Regions from separate parts of the Homo sapiens genome. Here region 1 is linked to region 2. A link is an interaction called in ENCODE POLR2A ChIA-PET data of the cell type or tissue named here. Cell type or tissue: CD4-positive, alpha-beta T cell. All regions are shown on one strand. Each heading gives the region's core, and the rest is flanking DNA. Links, peaks and the distances in the headings are about the cores only.

Region 1 (12,493 bases), core at 1,616-9,615, 86 kb before region 2:
TGTTGATTTGAGTTTGTTGTAGATTCTAGATATTAGTCCTTTGTCAGATATATAGATTGTGAAGATTTTCTCCAACTCTGTGGGTTGTCAGTTTACTTTGCTGATTGTTCCTTTTGCCATGCAAAAGCTCTTTAATTAGGTCACAGCTATTTTTTTTTGTTTTTATTGCAATTGCTTTTGGGTTTTTGGTCATGGAATCCTTGTTTAAGGCAATGTCTAGAAGGGTTTTTCCAATGTTAACTTCTAGAATTTTTAGTTTCAGGTCTTAGATTTAAGTCCTTAATCCATCTTGAGTTGATTTTTGTATAAGGTGAGAGATGAGGATCGAGTTTCATTCTCCTACATGTGGCTAGCCTAGTGTCTGAGCACCATTTGTTGAAAAGGGAGTCCTTTCCCCACTTTATGTTTTTGTTTGTTTTGTCAAAGATCAGTTGGCTATAAGTATTTGGATTTATTTCTGAGTTCTCTATTCTGTTCCATTGGTCTATATGCTTATTTTTATACTAGTACCATGCTGTTTTGGTGACTATGGCCTCATAGTATATTTTGAAATCAGGTAATATGATGCCTCCAGATTTGTTCTTTTTGCTTAGCCTTGCTTTGGCTATGTGGGCTCTTTTTTGGTTCCATATGAATTTTAGAATTGTTTTTTCTAACTGTGGAGAATGGTGGTGCTATTTTGATGGGGATTGCTTTGAATTTATAGATTGCTTTTGGCAGTATGATGATTTTCACAATACTGATTCTGGCCATCCGTGAGCATAGGATGTGTTTCCATTTGTTTGTGTTGTCTGTAATTTCTTTTAGCAGTATTTTGTAGTTTTCCTTGTAGAGGTCTTTCGACTCCTTTGTTAGGTATATTCCTAAGTATTTTATTATTTTTGCAGCTATTGTAAAAGGGATTGAGTTATTGATTTCTCAGCTTGATTGCTGTTGGTATATAGAAGAGCTACTGATTTGTGTACTTTAATCTTGTATCCGGAAACTTTACTGAATTCTTTTATCAATTCTAGGAGCTTTCTGGAGAAGTACTTAGGGTTTCCAAGGTAAACAATCATATTGTCAGCAAACGGCAACAGTCTGACTTCCTCTTTACCGACGTGGATGCCCTTTATCTCTTTCTCTTGTCGGATTGTTCTGGCTAAGACTTCCAGTACTATGTTGAAGAGGAGTGGTGAGAATGGGCATCCTTGTCTTGTTCCCATTCTCAGGGGGAATACTTTCAAGTTTTCCCCATTCAGTATTATGTTGGCTGTGGTTTTGTCATAGATGGCTTTTATTACATTAAGGTATGTCCCTTGTATGTTGATTTTGCTGAGGGTTTTGATCATAAAGGGATGCTGGATTTTGTCGAATGCTTTTTCTGCATCGATTGAGATGATTGTGTGATTTTTGTTTTAAAATCTGTTTATGTGGTGAAATATATTTATTGACTTGCATATGTTAAACCATCCCTGCATCCCTGGTATGAAACCCACTTGATCATGGTGGATTATCTTTTTGATGTGTTACTGGATTTGGTTAGCTAGTATTTTGTTAAGGATTTTAGTATCTATGTTCATCAAGGATATCGGTCTGTAGTTTTCTTTTTTGGTTATGTCCTTCCCTGGTTTTGTTATTAGGGTGACGCTGGCTTCATAGAATGGATTAGTGAGGGTTCCCTCTTTCTCTATCTTGTGGAATAGTGTTGAAAGGATTGGTACCAGTTCTTCTTTGAATGTCTGGTAGAATTCTGCTGTGAATCCGTCTGGTCGTGGACTTTTTTTTTTTTTTATAATTTTTAAATTACCATTTCAATCTCGCTGCTTGTTATTGGTCTGTTCAAGGTATCTAATTCTTCCTTATTTAAGCTAGCAGGGTTGTATTTTCTAGGAATTGATCCATCTGTTCTAGGTTTTCTAGTTTATGTGTGTAAAGGTGTTCATAGTAGTCTCGAATGATCTTTTGTATTTCAGTAGTGTCAGTTGTAGTATCTCCTGTTTCATTTCTCAGTGAGGTTATTTGGATTTTCTCTCTTTTCTTGGTTAATCTTGCAAATGGTCTATCAATCTTATATATCTTTTCAAATAACCATCTTTTTGTTTCATGTATCTTTTGTACTGTATTTTTTGTTTGTTTGTTTCAATTTTGTTTAGTTCTGCTCTGCTCTTATTTTTTTTCTTCTACTGGGTTTGGTTTTGGTTTGTTCTTGTTTCTGTAGTTCCCTGAGGCGTGACTTTAGATTGTCTGTTTGTGCTCTTTCAACCTTTTTGATGTAGGCGTTTAGGGCTATGAACTTTCCTCTTAGCATTGCCTTTGCTGTGTCCCAGAGGTTTTGATAAGTTATGTCATTATTGTCATTCAGTTCGAAGAATTTTTTAATTTTCATTTTGATTTCATTTTTGATCCAGTGCTCATTCAAGAGCAGGTTATTTAATTTCCATGTATTTGCATGGTTTTGAGGGTTCCTTTTGGAGTTGATTTCCAGTTTTATTCCACTGTGGTCTGAGAAAGTGCTTGATAGCATTTCAATTTTCTTAAATTTATTGAGGCTCTTTATATGGCCTATCATATGGTCTATCTTGGCGAAAGTTCCTTGGCTGTTGAATAGAATGTGTATTCTGCAGTTGTTGGATGAAATGTTCTGTATATATCTGCTCAAAGTCTATTTGTTCCAAGGTATAGTTTAAATTTATTATTTCTTTGTTGACTGTCTTGTTGACCTGTCTAGTGCTGTCAGTGGAGTATTGAAGTCCCCCCCCCCCCCCACATTATTGTGTTGCTGTCTATCTCATTTTTAGGTCTGTTAGTAATTGTTTTATAAATTTGGGAGCTCCAGTATTAGGTGCATATATGTTTAGGATTATGATATTTTCCTGTTGGACAAGGCCTTTTATCATTATATAATGTCCCTTTTTGTCTTTTTTTTTTTTTTTGAGATGGAGTCTCACTCTGTCGTCCAGGCTGGAGTGCAGTGGCACGATCTCGGCTCACTGCAAGCTCCGCTTCCTGGGTTCACGCCATTCTCCTGCCTCAGCTTCCTGAGTAGCTGGGACTACAGGCACCCGCCACCATGCCTGGCTAATTTTTTTGTATATTTTGTGGAGATAGGGTTTCACTGTGTTAGCCAGGGCCAGGATGGTCTTGATCTCCTGACCTCGTGATCTGCACACCTTGGCCTCCCAAAGTGCTGGGATTACAGGTGTCAGCCACTGTGCCCGGCCTTTTGTCTTTTTTAACTGTTGTTGCTTTAAGGTTTCTTTTGTCTGATATAAGAATTGCTACTCCTGCTTGCTTTTGGTGTCCATTTGCATGAAATGCTCTTTACTACCCCTTTAAGTTTATGTGAGTCCTTATGTGTTAGGTGAATCTCCTGAAGGCAGCAGATAATTGGTTGGTGAGTTCTTACCTATTCTGCAATTCTGTATGTTATAAGTGGAGCATTTAGGCCATTTACATTCCATGTTAGTATTGAAATGTGAGGTACCCTTGCATTCATCATGTTCTTTGTTACCTTTATACTTTGTTTTTTTTGTTTTTGCTTTTTAACTTGTATTTTTGTTTTATAGGTCGTGTGTGCTTTATGCTTTAAAGAGATTCTGTTTTGATGTGTTTCCAGGATTTGTTTCAAGATTTAGAGCTCCTTTTAGCAGTTCTTTTAGTGGTTGCTTGGTAATGGTGAATTCTCTCAGCATTTGTCTGAAAATGACTGTATCTTTCCTTCATATATGATGTTTAGTTTCGCTGGATACAAAATTCTTGGCTGAAGATTGTTTTGTTTGAGGAGGTTGAAGATAGGGCCCCAATCCCTTCTAGCTTGTAGGGTTTCTGCTCAGAAATCTGCTGTTAATCTGATAGGTTTTCCTTTATAGGTTACCTGGTACTTTTGTCTAACAGCTTTTATGATACTTTCCTTTGTCTTAACTTTGGATAACCTGACGACAGTGTGCCTAGACATTGATCTTTTTGTGATGAATTTCCCAGGTGTTTTTTTGTGCTTCTTGTATTTGGATGTCTAGGTCTCTAGCAAGGCTGGGGAAGTTTTCCTTGATTATTCCCCCAGATATGTTTTCTAAGCTTTTAGAATTGTCTTCTTCCTCAGGAACACTGATTATTCTTAGGTCTGTTAGTAATTGTGCATTCTCCACAGAGTATTCTTAGGTTTGGTTGTTTAACATAATCCCAAACTTCTTGGAGGGTTTGTTCATATTATTCTGTTTTCTTTTTCTTTGTTGGATTGGGTTAGTTCGAAGACCTTGTCTTTGAGCTCTCAATTTCTTCTACTTGTTCTGTTCTATTGCTGAGACTTTCCAGAGCATTTTGCATTTCTAAAAGTGTGTCCAAAGTTTCCTGAATTTTTGATTGTATTTTCTTTATGCTATCTATTTTGTTGAATATTGATCCCTTCACTTCTTATATCACTTTTTGGATTTCCTTGCATTGGGCTTCGCCTTTCTCTGGTCCCTCCCTGTTTAGCTTAATAACTAACTTCCTGAATTCTTTTTCAGGTAAGTGAGGGATTTCTTCTTGGTTTGGATCCATTGCTGGTGAACTAGTGTGATTTTATGGGGGTGTTGATGAACCCTGTTTTGTCATATTACCAGGGTTGATTTCCTGGTTCTTTCCTATTTGGGTAGGCTCTGTCAGAGGGAAGGTCTAGGGTTGAAGGCTGTTGTTCAGATTTTTTTGTCCCACAGGGGGTTCCCTTGATGTAGTACTCGCCCCCTTTTCCTGTGGTTATGGCTTCCTGTGAGCCAAACTGCCTGATTGTTTTCTCTCTTCTGGGTCTAGCCACCCAGTGAGTCTACCCAGCTCCTGGCTGGTGCTGAGGGTTTCTGTGCACAGTCCTTCTGATGTGAACCGTCTATGGGTCTCTCAGCAGTGGATACCAGTGCCTGTTCTGGTGGAGGTGGTGGAGGGTGCAACGGACTCTGTGAGGGTTCTTAGCTTTGGTGGTTTAATGCTCTATTTTTGTGCTGGTTGACTTCCTGCCAGGAGGTGGTGCTTTCTAGAAAGCATCAGCTGTAGTAGTGTGGAGAGGGATCAGCAGTGGGTGGGGCCCTAGAACTCCCAGGATTGTATGTCCTTTGTCTTTGGCTACCAGGTTTCCTAGGGAAATCCTGTCAGGTGGGGATGGGGCTAGGTGTGTCTGAATTCAGACTCTACTTGGGCCGTCTTGCTGTGGCTACTGTGGGGGATGGGGTGAGATTCCCAGGTCACTGGAATTGTATACCTAGGAGGATTATGGCTGCCTCTGCCGAGTCATGCAGGTTGTCAGGGATGTGAGGAAAAGCGGCAATCACAGGCCTCACTTAGCTCCCAAGCGAACTGAAAGGCTGGTCTCATTCCCACCGTGCTGCCCACAACAGCCCCAAGTCTGTTTCCAGGTGGAGGGCACGCTTGAAAACTTACCAGAGGCTTTCCACTTCCCAGAGTATTTGAGGTGTCTCCCAGGTACTGCAGGAGCAGTCCGCTTTCTTCAGAGGTTCTGTGGGTCCTCTCAGGATTGCTGGTTTGTTCCTGCAGTTGATCAGAAGCTAACATTCACAATCTGGTACACTATTCTTGGTGGACATTTTCTCCCCATCCTTTTCATCACTTTGACTATATCATCCCATTCTCTCCTGGTCTGTAAGGTGTCTACCGAGAAAACTGCTGTTAGCCTTATTTGAACTCTGTTATATGTGATTTCTTTCTTTTCTCTTGTTGGTTTCAGGATCTTTTCTTTATGTTTGATTTCTGACAGTTTGGTTATAATATACCTTCGTCTATTCTTGTTTGGATTAACTCTGATGGGAGATTTTTTTCCCTGCCTATATGTTGATATTTATATCTTCTTCAGATTTGGGACATTTTCTGCTATTTATTTAAATAAGATTTCTATCACTTTTTCTCTTTCTTCTTCTTGAACTCCTATGACCGAAATATTTGCTGTTTTGATGCTGTCTCATATATTTTATAAGCTTTCTTCAGTTACATAGTTTTTTTTTTCTCTTTTGACTATATATTTTTAACTAACTTGTCCTTAAGATCACAGATCTTCTGCTTGATCAGTTCTGATATTGTTGATACTCAGTTAAAGTTTTAATTTCATTTCATCGTGTTTTTCGGCTTTGGAATTTGTTTCTTTTTATAATTTCAATCTATTAGGTTTTTCATTTTGGTCATTTATTTTCTTGAAGTTCACTGAGCTCACTTAAAATGATTATTCTGATTTCTTTCTCAGGCAGTTTATCTTCATTTCTTTGTGGTCAGGCACTGGGAGATTGTATTCTTTTTTTTTTTTTTCCTAAATATTTAGACATCTATTTTTAAAAGGCATAAACACTCACAGTGTTATCATAATCCTTTCTCCATTTATTTTTCTTTTTATTCAAAATGACTAGCTAGCTTATATGCATATTTTAAAGTAGCTGAATAGCTCAGGAAAAACAAAAATTTGCATAACCAAATTGTGCACCTTTTTTTTTTCCAAATATTTAGACATTCTGTTTTTAAAAGGCATAAACAGTGCTATCATAATCATTTCTCCATTTATTTTTCTTCTTATTCAAAATGACTAGCTAGCTTATATGCATGTTTTAAAGTAGCTGAATAGCTCAGGAAAAACAAAAATTTGCATAACAAACCAAATTGTGCACCTTTTTTTTTTTAATTCAGAATTTTCATTATTTTTTTTGACTTTTTTTTTTTTAAATTTATTTTTTTTGTTATACTTTAAGTTCTAGGGTACATGTGCACAACTTGCAGGTTTCTTACATATGTTTACATGTGCCATGTTGGTGTACTGCACCCATTAACTCGTCATTTACATTAGTTATATCTCCTAATGCTTTCCCTCCTCCCTCCCCCGATCCCAGGACAGGAGCTCTTGTAGGGCAGGCCTGGTGGTGACAAAATCTCTCAGCATTTGCTTCTCTGTGAAGTATTTTATTTCTCCTTCACTTATGAAGCTTAGTTTGGCTGGATATGCAATTCTGGGTTGAAAATTCTTTTCTTTAAAATGTTGAATATTGGCCCCCACTCTCTTCTGGCTCGTAGTTTCTGCTGAGAGATCAGCTGTTAGTCTGATGGTCTTCCCTTTGTGGGTAACCCGACCTTTTTCTCTGGCTGCCCTTAACATTTTTTCCTTCATTTCAACTTAGGTGAATCTGACAATTATGTGTCTTGGAGTTGCTCTTCTCGAGGAGTATCTTTGTGGCGTTCTCTGTATTTCCTGATTTTGCATGTTGGCCTGCCTTGCTAGATTGGGGAAGTTCTCCTGCAGAGTGTTTTCCAACTTGGTTCCATTCTCCCTGTCACTTTCAGGTACACCAATCAGGTGTAGATTTGGTCTTTTCACATAGTCCCATATTTCTTGGAGGCTTTGCTTTTGTTTCTTTTTATTCTTTTTTCTCAAAACTTCTCTTCTCACTTCATTTCATTCATTTGATCTTCCATCACTGATACCCTTTCTTCCAGTTGATCAAATCGGCTACTGAAGCTTGTGCATTTGTCACGTAGTTCTCGTGCCGTGGTTTTCAGCTCCATCAGGTCCTTTAAGGACTTCTCTGCATTGGTTGTTCTAGTTAGCCATTTGTCTAATCTTATTTCAAGGTTTGCCATGGGTTTGAACTTCCTCCTTTAGCTCGGAGAAGCTTGATCGTCTGAAGCCTTCTTCTCTCAACTCGTCAAAGTCATTCTCCATCCAGCTTTGTTCCGTTTCTTGTGAGGAGCTGCGTTCCTTTAGAGGAGGAGAGGCACTCTGATTTTTAGAATTTTCAGTTTTTCTGTTCTGCTTTTTCCCCATCTTTGTCTTTTTTATCTACCTTTGGTCTTTGATGATGGTAATGTACAGATGGGGTTTTGGTGTGAATGTCCTTTCTGTTTGTTAGTTTTCCTTTTAACAGTCAGGACCCTCAGCTGCATGTCTGTTGGAGTTCGCTGGAGCTCCACTCCAGACCCTGTTTGCCTGGGTATCAGCAGCGGAGGCTGCAGAACAGCGTATATTGCTGAACAGCAAATGTTGCTGTCTGATTGTTTCTCTGGAGGTTTCGTCTCAGAGGGGTACCCAGCCGTATGAGGTGTCAGTCTGCCCCTACTGGGGGGTGCCTCCCAGTTAGGCTACTCGGGTGTCAGGGACCCACTTGAGGAGGCAGTCTGTCTGTTCTCAGACCTCCAGCTGTGTGCTGGGAGAACCCCTACTCTCTTCAAAGCTGTGAGACAGGGACGTTTAAGTCTGCAGAGGTTTCTGCTGCCTTTTGTTTGGCTATGCCCTGCCCCCAGAGGTGGAGTCTACAGAGGCAGGCAGGCCTCCTTGAGCTGCCGTGGGCTCCACCCAGTTCGAGCTTCCTGGTGGCTTTGTTTACCTACTCAAGCCTCAGCAATGGCGGGCACCCCTCCCCCAGCCTTGCTGCCGCCTTGCAGTTTGATCTCAGACAGCTGTGCTAGCAATGAGTGAGGCTCCGTGGGCCTGGGACCTTCTGAGCCAGGTGCGGGATATAATCTCCTGTGTGCCGTTTGCTAAGATCATTGGAAAAGCGCAGTGTTAGGGTGGGAGTGACCTGATTTTCCAGCTTTGCTTGGCCATGAAAGGGAATTCCCTGACCCCTTGCACTTCCAGGGTGAGGCGATGCCTCGCCCTGCTTTGGCTCACGCTCAGTGGGCTGCACCCACTGTCCTGCACCCACTGTCTGACAAGCCTCAGTGAGATGAACCCGGTACCTCAGTTGGAAATGCAGAAATCACCCGTCTTCTGTGTCGCTCATGCTGGGAGCTGTAGACTGGAGCTGTTCCTATTCGGCCATCTTGGAACCGCCCGATTGTATTCTTTTGGTGGTGTTTTGTCTCCTTGGTTTTTCATGGTTCTTGTTGCATTATGTTGATGTCTGAGCATTTGGTGGAGTAGTCACCCCTTGCAGACTTTTTGGGCTAGTTTTGCTATGGAAAGACCTTCACCTTATGAGGGCGCTTGTTGGTTAGGGTACAACAGTTCTGGCACCAGTGAGGGTTCAAGCTGGGTAATCTGTGTAGCTCTGCCAGCCGAGGTTGATTTTAGACCAAGATTGGAGGGATGCTCAGTGGCCAATAGTGTGAATCCTCAGTGGCTAATACTGATGTCTGTGGTGGCAGCAAGGGTTGTTGGGGTCTTTGGTGACAATGGCTGCTAAGGTCCTTGTGATCTCTTTTACTCCTAACAGGGAAGTTGTGGCTGAGCATGGATTCGTTTTGGTACTGGGTATGGCTTGTGGACTTGCTTGAAATAGCAGTGGTACTAGTTTGTGATGTGTGTTGCCTGTGATGTGGCCTTGGAGTTGAGACCTGAAGCCTGGGTACTTGTGGAGGGAGTATGGCTCTGGCATCTGGGTCCATAATGGCACTGATATGTATCATGTAGGCACCTCACCTGCCATGTTGGCAGCAGTATGTGATGCCTGGAGGCTTGTGAACACATCAGTGGAGATGAGAATTGGGAGTACAGGTATATGCAGAATTAGAGAGGCTCCTAGGTAGACGTGGGGCCTAGCTCTGTGTGATAGCTGGTTTGGTACTTGGAGTACAAGCATGAGCAGTGAGGGCTTGGCTTTTAGCCCAGGGAATATGAAGTTGCTCACTAAGGTGATGGCTCAGATATCTGAAATGTGGGCCCAGTGCAGCCACATTGCCTGGGCTTGGAGTGGGTTATTTGTAGAATGACTGCAGTTCTGGGGTTGGGGCAGGTGTGGAGTTGGGAAAGATAGTGGCTTCTACTCTGTCGTTGGTGATGTCATTTCCATTATTGGATTTTTAAGGCAAGGAGTTACATGATGTATGGTTTTGAATCATCTAATAGCAATGTGGTATATAGTGTATATTAGAAGGGACCAGAAGGATTTTGTAGTGAACAATGCTGAGGGCTTGAATGAACTAAAACCACATAAAGAAAGGGAACTCTGAAAACTGGTTGAAAATTAGTTTTGTGCATGTAATTTAATTTATAAACAAACAAGTTGGTGGAAGGAACATTTTGTCAAATGTTATTAGAATAATCTAGCTGAATTTATGTAGATGTATTTGTGAAAAGACTTTTGTAACTTCTTGAAAATTTCAAAACACGACCATTCATTTTATATGTGTAATAACACTGAATCATAAAATGCAGTAGGTATAGCGGAAGCAATAAATATTGTAGTTATATTGGAGTTGGTATGAAAAGACCATGATATTATGTAATACAGGTGGTGAGATGAAACGAGTTATGTTCCGGTAATATGGAAACAATTCATTTAGATTTAGAGCTAAAAGCCGATGTTTTTCGTTTGAGGTAGTTCAGGGAGTCTAATGGCTTAGATTAAAAAGTTCTACAAACTATAATTAGCCATGTCATTCTCTGGAATTTATGCCTCATGAAAATAATACTTTTCTTTGAAAAGCAAACGAATAAGCAAATATAAAAGCGTGAAGAAAATGCCTATTCCTCTGTGATTCCTATTGGATACATTATGTATTCAAAAAGAAGATCAGGCCATGGTGTTCTTGAGTTGGGTTTCTGTAATCAACTGTTTGTAAAAATAAACGTTTCAGGCTGTTGATTTCTTCTATTTGTGTTCTTTTAGTGCTCAAGTGGGTTTTCATTTTAAGTACATTATTGACTGATGATGGCCATTGGTGCTTAAAAAGAATCTAGGTATAATGGCATTGTGCATTTTCTAAGATATTTTTGGCATTCTTACCCATTAAATGGTTACTTTGCGAGGATAAGCAACTGGAAAAAAATCATTGAAGCCATTCTTTTCTATTCGTATTTTTGGTTTTGTTTTGAATACTACTTCTTTTATTTTCTCACCCTGTATTCCTAATAACTTCTTCCTCTTTGACCTTTCTTTTTAGGAAAAAAAATTTAACAGAAACTTTCTGAGGTCTGTTTGTATAGCTTTGAAATAACTTCTGCTAACAGTCTGTTTAGTTTTAGAAAATGATACTAGCCTTGTAGAGCAGTAGAATACTAAGTGGTATCATTAATGCCAAACATAACGATAAAATAGTGGAAAAATTTATTACATATTTAGTTTTTTGGATGGTTTCATTGAGGTGTGTCTTTGAGCATAATTATCAAAGTGATTTTTCCTTTAAATTAAGTAACATTCCTCTGCTAAATTGATTTTCAAAATTAGACCTCTATAATTTGGATGGATGGGTAGAGATTAGTAACTTTTATCTGTAATATTTTCCTGTATAAAGCAGTTTTAAATGTCTTTTAATATATTTTAAGTGAAATATAATTATTAGATATTGCTGTTTACACATTTAAATAGATAAAAAGTATATTATTTTTCCATTTATAAAGCATCCACTTTGTGAGAGTGACTAACTCTTACTGATCCTGATCTGTAGTATACTAGTACTTAGTTCTCATCTGCCAACATATTTAGCTTTCTACAGTATATAGTCTATTAAAAGAGAAGTACAACAAATTTAATTTAAAGATTTAATTGGCTTTGGTTTTTTTTTTTTTTGAGACAGAGTCTTGCTCTGTCGCCCAGGCTGGAGTGCAGTGGTGCAACCTCCCCCTCCTGGGTTCAAGCAATTCTTTTGCCTCAGCTTCCCGAGTAGCTGGGACTACAGGCGCGCACCACTATGCCCAGCTAATTTTTGTATTTTTATTAGATATGAGGTTTCACCATATTGGCCAGGCTGGTCTTGAACTCCTGACCTCGTGATCCGCCCACCTTGGCCTCCCAAAGTGCTGGGATTACAGGCATGAGCCACTGTGCCCGGCCTGGCTTTTTTTGTTTGTTTCTTTTTTTTTTTTTTTTTTTTTACTTCTAGAATCAGGCAACATCTCATTCTATTAAATAGAATGGACTGAGCAGAGATAGTTGGCTTTATAGGCCAAAAATGGCTGAAGAAAACAGAAACGAGAAACAAAAAGCAAATTGGTTGTTTCAAAGTTACTTTCCTTAGTGATGTTAAGCATTTTTTCATATGTTTGTTGGCCATTTCTCTATCTTCTTTTGAAAATTGTTCATGTCCTTAGCCCACTTTTTGATGGGATTGTTTGCTTTTTTGTTGCTAATTTGCTTGAGTTCCTTGTAGATTCTGGATATTAGTCCTTTGTCGGATGTATAGCTTGCGAAGATTTTCTCCCACTCTGTGGGTTGTCTGTTTACTCTGCTGTTTATATCCTTTTGCTGTGCAGAAGCTCTTTAGTTTAATTAAGTCCCACCTATTTGTCTTTGTTTTTGTTATATTTGCTTTTGGGTTCTTGGTCATGAAGTCTTTGCCTAAGCCAGGGTCTAGAAGGGTTTTTCTGATGTTATCTTTGAGTATTTTTATAGTTTCAGGTTTTATATTTAAGTCCTTGATCCATCTTGAGTTGATTTTTGTATAAGGTGAGAGATAAGGATCCAGTTTCACTCTCCTTTATGTGGCTTGCCAGTTATCCCAACACCATTTGTTCAATAGGGTATCCTTTCCCCGCTTTATGTTTCGTTTGTTGAAGATCAGTTGACTGTAAGTATTTGGGTTTATTTCTGGCTTCTCTCTTCTGTTCCAT
Region 2 (12,493 bases), core at 1,999-9,998:
CATTTTATCCACTAACTGCAGAATCCTGTGAATGCAACTGGAAGTCATTTTATCTAACAGCTTTATCCAGTTTGTGGATGGAACTGGAGGTCATTGTGTTCAGTGAAATGAAAATTAGCCAGATACAGAAAGACAAATACCACATGTTATCACTCATATCTGGGACTAAAACACTAGATCTAATGGACATGGAGAATAGAAGAATAGATACCAGAGACAGGGTAAGTTGGGAGGGTGGGGGAAAGGGACCATGAATAGAGGTTGGTTATGGGTACAAATGTATAGTTAGGTAGAATAGATAAATTCCAATGGTTGATAGCAGAATAGGGTGACTGTACTAGTAAGAATATTATATATATTTCAAAGTAACTAGAGGACTTGATACCTGTACATAAAAATAATAAATAGTCAAGATGTTGGATTACCCCATTTATCTTGACTTGATCATTACACTTTTTTTTGCATGTAACAAACATTATCATACATCCCCAAAATATATAAATTATTATGTATTAATAAAAGAGAGAAACAAAATGTGGGCTTAGAGTTAGGCTGGGGTTTGAAGGAGGTTTAGCTACTTAGTCTTTAATGTGTTCTCGGAATAGTTGTTATCTTTGGGCCTCAGTTTTCTCATCTGTAAAATGTGGCTGATAATTGTATCAGCAAGATAATCTGTTTTAGAAGATTATATATATATAGAACACCATCTATGTCTGGAATGTAATAAGTACTCAGTTCATGCCAGATATTGTTATTTTTATTTTAGTATTTTGCTATAGTAGAATACATGGCTCATACTCCTATTTCATCCTGTGTATTTCATGCAGTGGGGCAGTATCACCTTTCAGAATGCAAAAGAAAACTCTCTCAGTATAAGTTGATTTGTAGTTCTCCTAGGAAAAAGAATGAGTTTAAAGACATAACTCCTGCTGTGATACAATGAGTCCCAAGAAGTTAGTTAAATAATGGCTATTTTGGTAAAAATGGTTACTGCAATAATAAAAAATTAAAATTAAAAAATAAAATTAAAAAACCCAAACCAGTAAGTAATATTTCAAATAACTCAGTTTTTACCAAACTCATGATTTTTATAAAAAAGGATTCCAGAATTTTGATTTTATATATGATTTTAAAAAATGTTAGGGTTTAATCTTAGCATATTTTGGAGTGCTTGTTAATTCATTCAATTAAATGCTTTCATGCAAGATTATATCTTCTTATCATCATAGCAAAAGTTTGATAATCCTATTGGTAAATTGATTATTAAGAATTTATTTTTAGGTTGGGCACGGTGGCTCATGCCTGTAATCCCAGCACTTTCAGAGGCCAAGACGGGTGGATCGCCTTAGGTCAGGAGTTCGAGACCAGCCTGACCAACATTGTGAAACCACATCTCTACTAAAAATACAAAAATTAGCCTGGTGTGATGGTGCATGCCTGTAGTCCCAGCTTCTTTGGGAGGAGAATCACCTGAACTCTGGGGGCGGCGGCTGTAGTGAGCCGAGACTGTGCCACTGCACTGCAGCCTGAGCCACAAAGTGAGACTCCATCTCAAAAAAAAAATTTTTTTTATTTTTATTTTTAGAAGGTGTATTCTTCAGAGAAAACCAATAGTGTGTGTGTGTGCGCGCGCGCGGGTGTTTGCATAGAAAGAGATTTATTATAAAGAGTTGGCTCACATGATTCAAGTTTAACATCTGCAGAGCCAACATACCAATTTGAATCTGAAGGCTAGAAGCTCCTATATAACCAGGAAAAGGCAATGTTTCAGGTTTAAGACAATAGGCAAGAAGAGCTCATGTTTCATTTCTAAGGCTATAAAGCAGCAAAATTCTCTCTTACTTGGAGGAGGGTCAGCCTTTTGCTCTATTAAGGCCTTCAACTGATTGGATTAGAACCACTGCCATTATGGAGGGCTATCTGCTTTGCTTAGTTTGCTGATTTAAATGTTAATCTCATCCCAAAACATTCTCATAGAATAACTTAGAATAATGTTTCATGAGATATTGGGGTGCCCTTTGGCCCATTTAAGTCACACATAAAATTGAACATTGTAAAAGGTAAGCAGAAAATAATAAAAGCAGACATTTTTGGCTTCACTTACTGATTGCACTTGAGGAGCAGATAGAAAATGATTCACCTGTAGAAGTTACACCTTCACAGTGTGATATTGCCATAGCATTGCTCTGTATGTTTTCATATTGGCAACAGATCATTATGTACTTTGAGTGTAGTTTTTTTTTTGCTTGTTTTCTTCGCCATTCTTATTATCTTGATAAAAATTAAAATATAAAAGTTTCATTTTGTTTTATTTTTAATATATTCCTCACTCTCAGCAAGCTTTACTGTATCATCTGAAAACATTAGCTATATTGCCTTAATGGGCTTAGTGTGTTTTTAGTCAGGCCAGACACAATGTTAAATTAAGGAATAATTTAATCATTGAAGTGATTGGTACCTGTGTTTTGGACCTTTTCTTATTATTCTCTACCTTTGAATCTTATTGTTCATGGCATAAAGCTGCCTGGTGGGTTGGGTGTCCTGTCTCACTGGGAAACCAGTTGTGATCTAGGAATGCAACAGGTGTCCAGGTAACCTTTTGTTTAATATTATGTGTTAGGTTCCTAATCTGAAACATAAAATGGAAAAGGAAGTCCAAGTATAAATAGTCTTTTTTGGAGGGAGCCTGGAAATAGTTTAAAACTAGTGGGAAAAGCTAATAACTGAAATTGCATGAATTTTATTTTTTATGAGCAGTATCTAGTTTTATGATTATTTTTAAAGCTGAAATCTACAGTTAAGTTAAATAAGTTAAACATAATTGTGAAGGCATAAGCACATAAACATCACAGAGTTAAGGAATCATCAAACTAATTAACATATTACTAATGTTGAAAATGTCTGAAGTAGAATATGTTTTTCAAAAGATATCTAATATAAATAATTTTTCATAATTATTTTAATTCCAGAAATTTTTCTCTTATAAACATATTCTAGTTTCCTTCAATCATGGAATTTATTTTAGTATTATTTCATATACTAACTATCATTAAATAGGTTAAAAATTTGATAATTTTGGCTGGGCATTGTGGCTCATCCTGTAATCCAGCATTTTGGGAGGCTGAAGCAGGATGATCCCTTGAGCTCAGGAGTTTGAGAATAGCAAAACCTTTTCTCTACTAAATATATATATTTAGTATATATTTAAATATATATATATTTTTCTAGATGGTCTCACTCTGTCATTCAGGCTGGAGTGCAGTGGCATGATCGTAGCTCACTGTAACCTCGAACAGGGCTCAAGCCATTCCCCCACCTCAGCCTCCCTAGTCACTTGGGACTACAGGCACTTGCCACAGAGTACATGTAGTTTTTTTAAAATATTTTTGTTGGCCAGGCGCAGTGGCTCACGCCTGTAATCCCAGCACTTTAGGAGGGCAGGGCGGGCGGATCATGAGGTCAGGAGTTCGAGACCAGCCTTACTAACATGGTGAAACCCCGTCTCTACTAAAATATAAAAATTAGCTGGGTGTGGTGGCATGGGCCTGAAATCCCAGCTACTCAAGGCAGGAGAATTGCTTGAACCCGGGATGCGGAGGTTGCAGTGAGCCAAGATTGCGCCACTGCACTGGGTGACAGAGCAAGACTCCGTCTCAAAAAGAAGAAAAAATTTTTTTTTGTAGAGATGGGGGTCTTCCTATGTTGCTTAGGCTGGCCTGAAACTCCTGGCCTCAAGCAGTCCTCCCACCTCGGCCTCCCAAAGCATGACAATTTAATAAGCCTATTTTACCAGCACAGCACAATACCACAGTCAGTCATCATGCAGGCTTAAAATTTAATTTTTTTCTGTATTTGAGTAAACGTTATACACACACACACACTCAAACATACACACATACAAATATATATTGTATGCTTAGAGTCATATTGTATAGTGTACATCCCCTGGTGGCAGAAAGCAAAACAATTTAGCTGCCTTAAAATAGGAATACTTTTCTGAAATAAAACTTAGAGTTTTAATATACCCAACTGAAAAATATCACCATTTCCTGGACTTCATATATCTGCTGTAAAATTATAGGATTATCAAGAGGATTAAATTCACTGATAAATGTAAAGGGCACACTACTTGACACATTGTAAGTGCTTAATATAATGTATGACTTATTCTTACATATCTGAGGATTGCATTGGTGTATATGTCTTGTGAAGATGACAGTGTTTAGGTTAATTTTTTTTCTCCTTAACAAATTTATGCCCTCTTTGTCATTGTACTAAACAGTTGGCTCCATGTTTATTGCTTGTTATGTAGAGTAGGGAATGTTTTAGTGGTGTATTTTAGTTTCATTGATAAATTACTACAACCATGTGGAAGGCTGTTATTTCTTCAGGTCTTTTGGGATTGTGCTTGATCTGTGGGTATAAAAGAGATTTTTGTATGTATTTAATAATGTGATGAGACAGAAATATACTAAATTGTATGTTTTATTCTACAGCAGACTCTGTTAAAAAGTGGATTATTGTTATATACACTTAATAAAAGACTTGAAACAAACCTCCAAGATACTTGCAGGGTTGCCAAAAAACATACTAGCATACCATCTATTCAGTGATGAGGAAGAAGATAGTGGAAGAAAGTAGTAATCCAACCAGTTAATCTCTCTCCATATGTGGAATGGTCAAAAATATTAATTTTTATAAGAAATTTTGTATAGATTTAGCTGGGGCCAATATTGATTATGATACAGTAGCTATCTGTAAAGATTTGGTGTTGATTCTTAATATTGAAAATTAAGGCATATAAGATAGTTCACAAAATGTCGATTAAATGAAGTAGCTGTATTTGCCTAAATGTTCTTTTGTCCTTGTTAGTGAAGAACATAAAAATCCTGTCTGACAGTATAGATTGTATATTTTTATTGTCTTTTTTTTTTTTTTTTTAGATGGAGTTTCGCTCTTGTTGTCCAGGCTGGAGTGCAGTAGCTAAATCTTGGCTCATTGCAACCTCCACCTCCGAGGTTCAAGCGATTCTCCTGCCTCAGCCTCCCGAGTAGCTGAGATTACAGACGCATGCCACCACACCCGGCTAATTTTTGTATTTTTAATAGAGATGAGATTTCACCATGTTGGTCAGGTTTGTCTTGAACTCCTGTCCTCAGGTGATCCACCCACCTTGGCCTCCTAAAGTACTGGGATTACAGGTGTGAGTCACCACGCCTGGCAGATTGTATATTTTTAGAAGTTTAATAACTTAAATGTATGGGACCTTTTATGTGTTCAGAAATACACATAATGATAACTTTTATTTCTGTGTCAAAATTTATTATAGTGGCAATGATAGATATTATAATAAATGAAAAATTATCTTACCTTGACTAATAGTTAATAAAATCTGTTGGGTGTAGTTTTTTTCTTTCTATCTTTCTTTCTTTTTTTTTTTTGGAGACAAAGTCTCACTCTTTCGCCCAGGCTAGAGTGCAGTGGCGCGATCTCAGCTCACTGCAACCTCTGCCTCCCAGGTTCAAGCAATTCTCCTGCCTCAGCCTCCAGAGTAGCTGAAATTACAGGCTCACACCACCACGCCCAGCTGATTTTTGTATTTTTAGTAGAGACGAGATTTCACCATCTTGGCCAGGCTGGTCTCGAACTCCTGACCTCTTGATCCAGTTGGGTATAGTTTTGAATGAACTCTTGCTTGCCTATTCATCCTTTTGTCAAATGATGGTAATATATAGAGATTTAAATTTTTTTGAAGATGTATTGATACTAAAATGCTGTACACTGTGAAGTGTCACTACCATTTATTTAAAATAGTAAACTCAGTATGTAGGTGGTGACAGAACCACACAGTGAGAAACATTCTTTCAGCATGTCATAGTTTGTTCTGCTCAAACCATGAAGTACTGTAGATCTTTTAACAATCCCATTGAGAGAATTTTATGCATTTTAGAGGGAGTACTTACATATGAGTAATGAGAACATCTTTAAATAGACAATACAATGGGAACAGGAAAACCTGTATAGTGAGTGGTAAGAATGATATTAGTTTTAATGACATTTACATTTATATGTATATATATATATTATGTTTGTCTTTCAATCCTGTGAGTGAATTCTAACTGAAAATATATTGCCTTTGGTTCTTTATGGAATTTTTTTTCAAATGATTTGTTTTTGGTACATTATGATATATTTTATATTTAATATGTATATTTAATATATATTAAGATATTAGATATATTTTATTAAGGCTTGTTGGTGTAATTTACTGTTGGTTAAGTATTTCTATCATTTTTAGTATTCTACTTGTAATTTAACATTGTTAGATTAAGATTATATTAATGTTTTAAATTGAGGAATTTAAAATAAACTAGTAATTTAGTGCTTCATAGTAAATTCGTAAGTAGAGCTCTAGCTTTGATTATACTTATATTTGCAATAATTTACATCATGATGTGATAATTACAGTAAATGTATCCTTGAAGTTAAATTTAAATATTTGGTAATTTTAGACTTTACTCATTCAGAATTTGCTAGGATTTGATAGAGCTTGCAACTTAGCTTTAGTTTATCTGTTATAAGAGGGTAAGATTAATTGAGAAGATATATATCAGATTAAGAAAAAATTTCATTATTAAATATAAAATTTAGGGGCTTTGTAGGGTATGATTTATATAGTTAGAAAAAAGTTCTATAATTGATGTTTTAATTCTGGGAATCTGAAATTTTAGATTGGAATTTCTAGGTACATACGAATTTAGTATGGCACACCTTACTGAACTTTTACAATAGTATATGGTATCATTTCTGTTTCTTCATTTTAGTTATTTAAAATTAAACTTTTTATTTTGAGATAATTGTAGATTCAAAGGTAGTTGCAAGTAATAATACAGACAGATCCTGTGTATCCTTTATCTAGTTACCCCCAATGGTAAGAGGTTGTAAAATTATAGTACACTATTAAAATTAGAATATTAACATTGATAACATCCATTGATTTTGTGAAGATTTCTGCACTTGAACTTGTGTGTTTGTTTAGTGTTTAGTTCTTTTTTTCTCACATACGGTTTCATGTATCTACTACACCAGTCAAGACACATAACAGTTCTATTACCATGAAATTCCTTGTGTTGCTTCCCCTTTTATAGCCTCCACCAACTCTTCTCTCATATTCTCTACCTCTTTCCCTATCCCATGGCAAACACTGATTTGTTCTTTCTTTCTATTGTTTTGACATTTTAAGAATGTTAAATGGATGGATTACAATATGTAATATTTGGTATTGATCTTTTTTACTCAAACATAATTCCATGAAGATTCATCCATGTTGTTGCATTCATTAGTAGTTATTAGCTCTTTATTGATAAGAGTATTCCATGGTGTGGATGTACCAGTTTCTTTAATAGTCACCCATTGAAGGACATCTGAGTTGTCTCCAGTTTTGGGCTATTAAAAATAAAGCTTCTGTGAACATTTATATACAGAATTTTGCGTGAACACATGTTTTCATTTCTCTGGAATAAATGCCCAAGAGCATAATTGCTGTGTCATTATGGTAATTGTGTGTTTAATTTTTTAAAGAAACTGATAAACTGTTTTCCAGAGTATCTGTACAATTTTACATTGTCATCAGAAATGTATGAATGATTCACTTTCTCCATATTCTTATCAGTCTTTGTTGTTGTCACTGTTTTTAAATTTTAGCCATTCTGATGGTCCTGTAGTGATAATCTCCTGTGGTTTACATTTGCATTTCCTTGTTGGCTAATATGTTGAACACCATTTTGTGTGCTTATTTGCCATCTGTATGTCATCTTCCATGAAATGTCCATTCCTGCCTTCTGTCATTTTCTAATTGGATTGTTTGTAGTTTTACTGTCAAGCGTTGAGTGTTTTCCTTACGGTTTGTAGTTTATCTGTTCATCCTCTTAACAGGCTCTTTTGCATAGCAAAAGTTTTTAATTTTGATGAGGTGCAATGTATCTAATGTTAGGGATCTTGCTTTTGATGTCAATCCTAGCCTTAGATTCTAAAGATTTTCTTCTACTTTTTTTTTAAGTTTTATGTTTTATATTTAGACCTGTGATACATTTTTTAGTTTTTATATATGCTGTGAGGTTTAAGTGGAAGTTTATTTTTTTGCCTATGAATGTCCAAATGCTCCATCACTATTTGTTGAAAAGGTTATATTTCCTATATTGAATTATACTTTTAAGCTTCTAAAAAATCTGTGAGCCATTATTTGCTTGGTCCATTTCTGCGTTCTGTATTCTGTTCTATTGATCTATGTTTTTGTCCATCTACAGTACCACACTGTATTTATTGTTGTAGTTATATGTAGACTTTAATATTAAGTAGAGTGAGTCCTTTCATTTGTTCTTCTTTTATAAGATTGTTTTAGCTGTTCTAGAAGTAGCTGTTCTACAAATTATTATTTTCTTAAATTATTGTGACCATGAAGTGAGAAAAGCACTACAAATTAGAATAAGCTTCCCTATGTCTACAAAAAGAAAAAACCTTGATGGGATTATAATAGGAATTAAATTAAACTTATATATCAATTTAGGGAAAATTAATATCTTCAGTATGTTGAGTCTTCTAATCTATGAACATAAACTGTGTCTCCATTTATTTAGGTTGTCTGATTTCTTTCATCAACATTTTATACTTTTGAGTATATAACTCTTGTTTATGTTTTGTTAAGTAATTGTCTTAGGAGTAATTATAATTTCTTTGGAGTATTTTAATTTCTGTTTTCACATGTTAATTGTTAGCATTTATAAACAGCTTGATTTTTGTGTGTCAATCTTGTATCCTGTAACTATTTCACTCTTATTATTATATTTTATATTATACTTTAAGTTCTAGGGTACATGTGCACAACGTGCAGGTGTGTTACATATATATACAAGTGCCATGTTGGTTTGCTGCACCCATTAACTCGTCATTTACATTAGATTTCTCCTAATGCTATCCCTCCCGCATGCCCCCACCCCATGACAGGCCCTGGTGTATGATGTTTCCCACCCTGTGTCCAAGTGTTCTCATTGTTCAGTTCCCACCTATGAGTGAGAACATGCAGTGTTTGGTTTTCTGTCCTTGTGATAGTTTGCTCAGAATAATAGTTTCCAGCTTTATCCATGTCCCTACAAAGGACATGAACTCATCATTTTTTATGGCTGCATAGTATTCTATGGTGTATTTGTGCCATATTTTCTTAATCCAGTCTATCATTGATGGACATTTGGGTTGATTCCAAGTCTTTGCTATTGTGAATAGTGCTGCAGTAAACATACGTGTGCATGTGTCTTTATAGTAGCATGATTTATAATCCTTTGGGTATATACCCAGTAATGGGATTGCTGGGTCAAATGGTATTTCCAGTTCTAGATCCTTGAGGAATCGCCACACTATCTTCCACAATGGTTGAACTCCCACCAACAGTGTCTTGCCCATGCCTGTGTCCTGAATGGTATGGCCTAGGTTTTCTTCTAGGGTTCACTCTGTTATTTTTTTCCAGGAGGCTTTTGTAGATTCTTTGTGATTTTCTATGCAGACAGTAATGTCATTAGCAAGTAGGAACAGTTATATTTTGTTTGTTTCCAATATGTGTGCTTTTTATTTCTTTTTCTTATGGTGGTGTACTAGCTAGAACTTCCAGTAAGTAGTATGTTGAGAAAGAGTGGGGAGAGTGGATATCTTTGCCTTGTTACTAATTTTAGAGGTAAAGCATTTAGTCTTCTATCATTATGAATAATTTTAGCTGTCATTTTTTGGTTGTTGGGAAAGTTTCCCTTGATGAAATAATGTTGGATTTTGTCAGATTTTTTTTTCTGCCTCAATTGATATGTTCATACTATTTTTCTTCTTTAGCTTGTTGATGTGATTGTTTGCATTGCTTTATTTTTGAATGTTGAACCGTGTTGCACATGTGGAATAACTCCCACTTTTTTAGGATATGTAATTATTTTTATATATGGTTGAATTTGATATGCTAATTTTTGTGTAGGTATTTTATGTCTGTATTTGTGAGAGAAGATGGTCTGCAATAATCTTTTTCTGTCTGGTTTTAGTTTCAGTTTATATTTGCCTGATAAAATGGGAAGCATTTTCTCATCTTTTTTTTAATAGATTGTGAAAATGGGTGTAATTCTTTTTTTTTTTTTTTTTTTTTTTTTTGAGACAGAGTCTCTCTCTCGGTCACCCAGGCTGGAGTGCAATGGCATGGTCTCGGCTCACTGAAACCTCTGCCTCCCAGGTTCAAGCGATTCTCCTGCGTCAGCCTCCCAAATAGCTGGGACTACGGGCACGTGCCACCACACCCAGCTAATTTTTTTATTTTTAATGGAGACAGGGTTTCACTATGTTGGCCAGGCTTGTCTCAAACTCCTGACCTCGTGATCCACCCACCTCGGCCTCCCAAAGTGCTGGGATTACAGGCGTGAGCTGCTGCGCCTGGCAATTCTTTTTTAAAAGTTTACTTGAATTCTCCACCCAACCAGTTAGGCCTAGAGAATTTTGAATTCTCCACTTAAACCAATTAGGCCTAGATAATTGTTTTGGAATTGGGGGGAGCTATAAAATTATGAATTCAATTTTTAACATTGTTATAGGACAGTTCATATTATCCATTTCACACTGGTTGTATTTTGGTACTGTGTGGTTTTCAAGGAATTGGCTTGTTTCTTCTAACTTGTCAGATTCGTAAGTCTAAAGTTGTTTGTAGTATTCCCTTTTTAATCTTTTAGTAGATGCAGGATTTGTGGTAATGTCGTTTTTTTCATTCCTGGTGTTTGTGATTTGTGTCTTTTCTCTATTTTTGTTAGTTTTTCATTCCTGGCGTTTGTGATTTGTGTCTTTTCTCTATTTTTGTTATTCTTCCTGTAGGTTTATCTATTTTATTCATCTGTTTTCAAAGAACCAGTTCTTTTATGGATTTTCTCTACTATTTTCCTACTTTAAATTCTGTGTCTTATCTTTATGATTTCCTTCCATCTACCTGCTTAGGTTTATTTGCTTTTTTTCTACTTTCTTGAGATAAGAACTTAGATCATTTATTTAAGACTTTTTTTTCTAATGTAAGCATGTAGTGATATGAGTTTCTTTTTCCTCTTGATTTTAGCTGCATCAAACATATTTTGGTGTGTTGTCTTTTTATTTTCATTCAGTTTTATGAGTTTTAGACTTTCTTTGTAACTTCTTTGACCCATGGATTATTTAGAAGTGTGCTTAGAGATTTTCTCATTATCTTTCTGTTATTGATTAATAGTTTGATTCAATTATGGTTAGATAACATGTTCTATATTGATTTAACTCTTTGAAATATGTTGAGATTTGTTTCATGGCTCAGGACGTGGTCTATCTTAGTGAATATTCAATGGGTACTTTTTTCTGGTGTAGTATTTGTATGTTTTAATTTGATTTTGTTGAGTGTGTTGTTCAGATTTTCTATATTCTTGATGATTTTCTCACTAGTACTTTTTTTGAGACGGAGTTTTGCTCCTGTTGTCCAGGCTGGAATGCAATGGCGTGATCTCAGCTCACCGCAACCTCCGCCTCCCAGGTTCAAGTGATTCTCCTGCCTCAGCTTCCCAAGTAGATGGGATTACAGGCATGCGCCATCATGCCCAGCTAATTTTTAAATATTTTTTTAGTAGAGGTGGGGTTTCTCCATGTTGGTCAGGCTGGTCTCGAACTCCCGACTTCAGGTGATCCACCTGCCTCGGCCTCCCAAAGTGTTGGGATTACAGGCGTGAGCCACCGTACCCGGCCACTAGTACTTTCATCAATTGTTGAGATAGGGCTTTTGAAATCCCCATGTATAGTTGTGGATATATCAATTTTTTTTCCAGCTCTATCAGTTTTGCTTTATGTATTCGAGACTCTGTTTTTGGTTGTTTGTATTTACAGGATTCCTATGTCTTCCTAGTAGATTGCTCCTTTGATCATTATATAATATCTTTTCTCATGTTTAGTAATTTTCTTTGCTCTGAAATTCACCTTATCTGATATTAATACAGCTCCTTCTGCTTTCTATTAATATTCCATGTTATATATTTTTCACTCTTTTGCTTTCAAAGGATTACCTTCACGTGTTTTTATGTACTCTGCCCAACTTTGCCCCTTTAAATGGTATATTTCAACAATTTTCATTTAATTATGAATATGTTACAGCTTTTCTTCCATTTTATTTATTGTTTTCTGTTTATTTTCCTCTATTTCTCATTTCTCTCATTCTTTCTTTTTGCCTTCCTGTGTATACTAGAACATTTTTTCAGATTCCACCTTGCTTCATATATATGTTTTTTTGTTTTGTTTTCTTTTTCTTTTGAGACAGAGTCTTGCTCTGTCACTCAGGCTGGAGTGCAGCAGTGTGATCTCGGCCTACTGCAGCCTCTGCCTCCCAGATATAAGCAGTTCTCCTGTCTCAGCCTCCCTAGTAGCTAGGACTACAGGCACACGTCACCACGCCTGGCTAATTTTTGTATTTTTG

What was found. ChIA-PET counts read pairs that join two places held together with the same protein. Peaks named below come from ENCODE experiments on the same cell type or tissue, not always from the same donor. Only the 100,000 strongest peaks of a DNase experiment are listed, where the experiment ranks them.
Region 1: POLR2A ChIA-PET joins it to region 2 with 14 read pairs; 2 of 35 experiments call an interaction of 5 or more read pairs at or near these places.

Annotation. Positions count from the first base shown.
Region 1 is chr6:45,302,937-45,315,429 of GRCh38, reverse strand. All of the region lies in intron 2 of SUPT3H (SPT3 homolog, SAGA and STAGA complex component), which reads left to right. Among named protein-coding and RNA genes, the nearest start is that of RUNX2, 19 kb to the left of the region's middle. In CD4-positive, alpha-beta T cell, for the core only: no CTCF peak of the experiment used is centred there; a DNase peak (open chromatin) is centred at 4,729; H3K27ac peaks cover 874 bases.
Region 2 is chr6:45,217,727-45,230,219 of GRCh38, reverse strand. The region is part of intron 2 of SUPT3H (SPT3 homolog, SAGA and STAGA complex component); the gene reads left to right. Among named protein-coding and RNA genes, the nearest start is that of MIR586, 26 kb to the right of the region's middle. In CD4-positive, alpha-beta T cell, for the core only: a CTCF peak has its summit at 3,910; no DNase peak of the experiment used is centred there.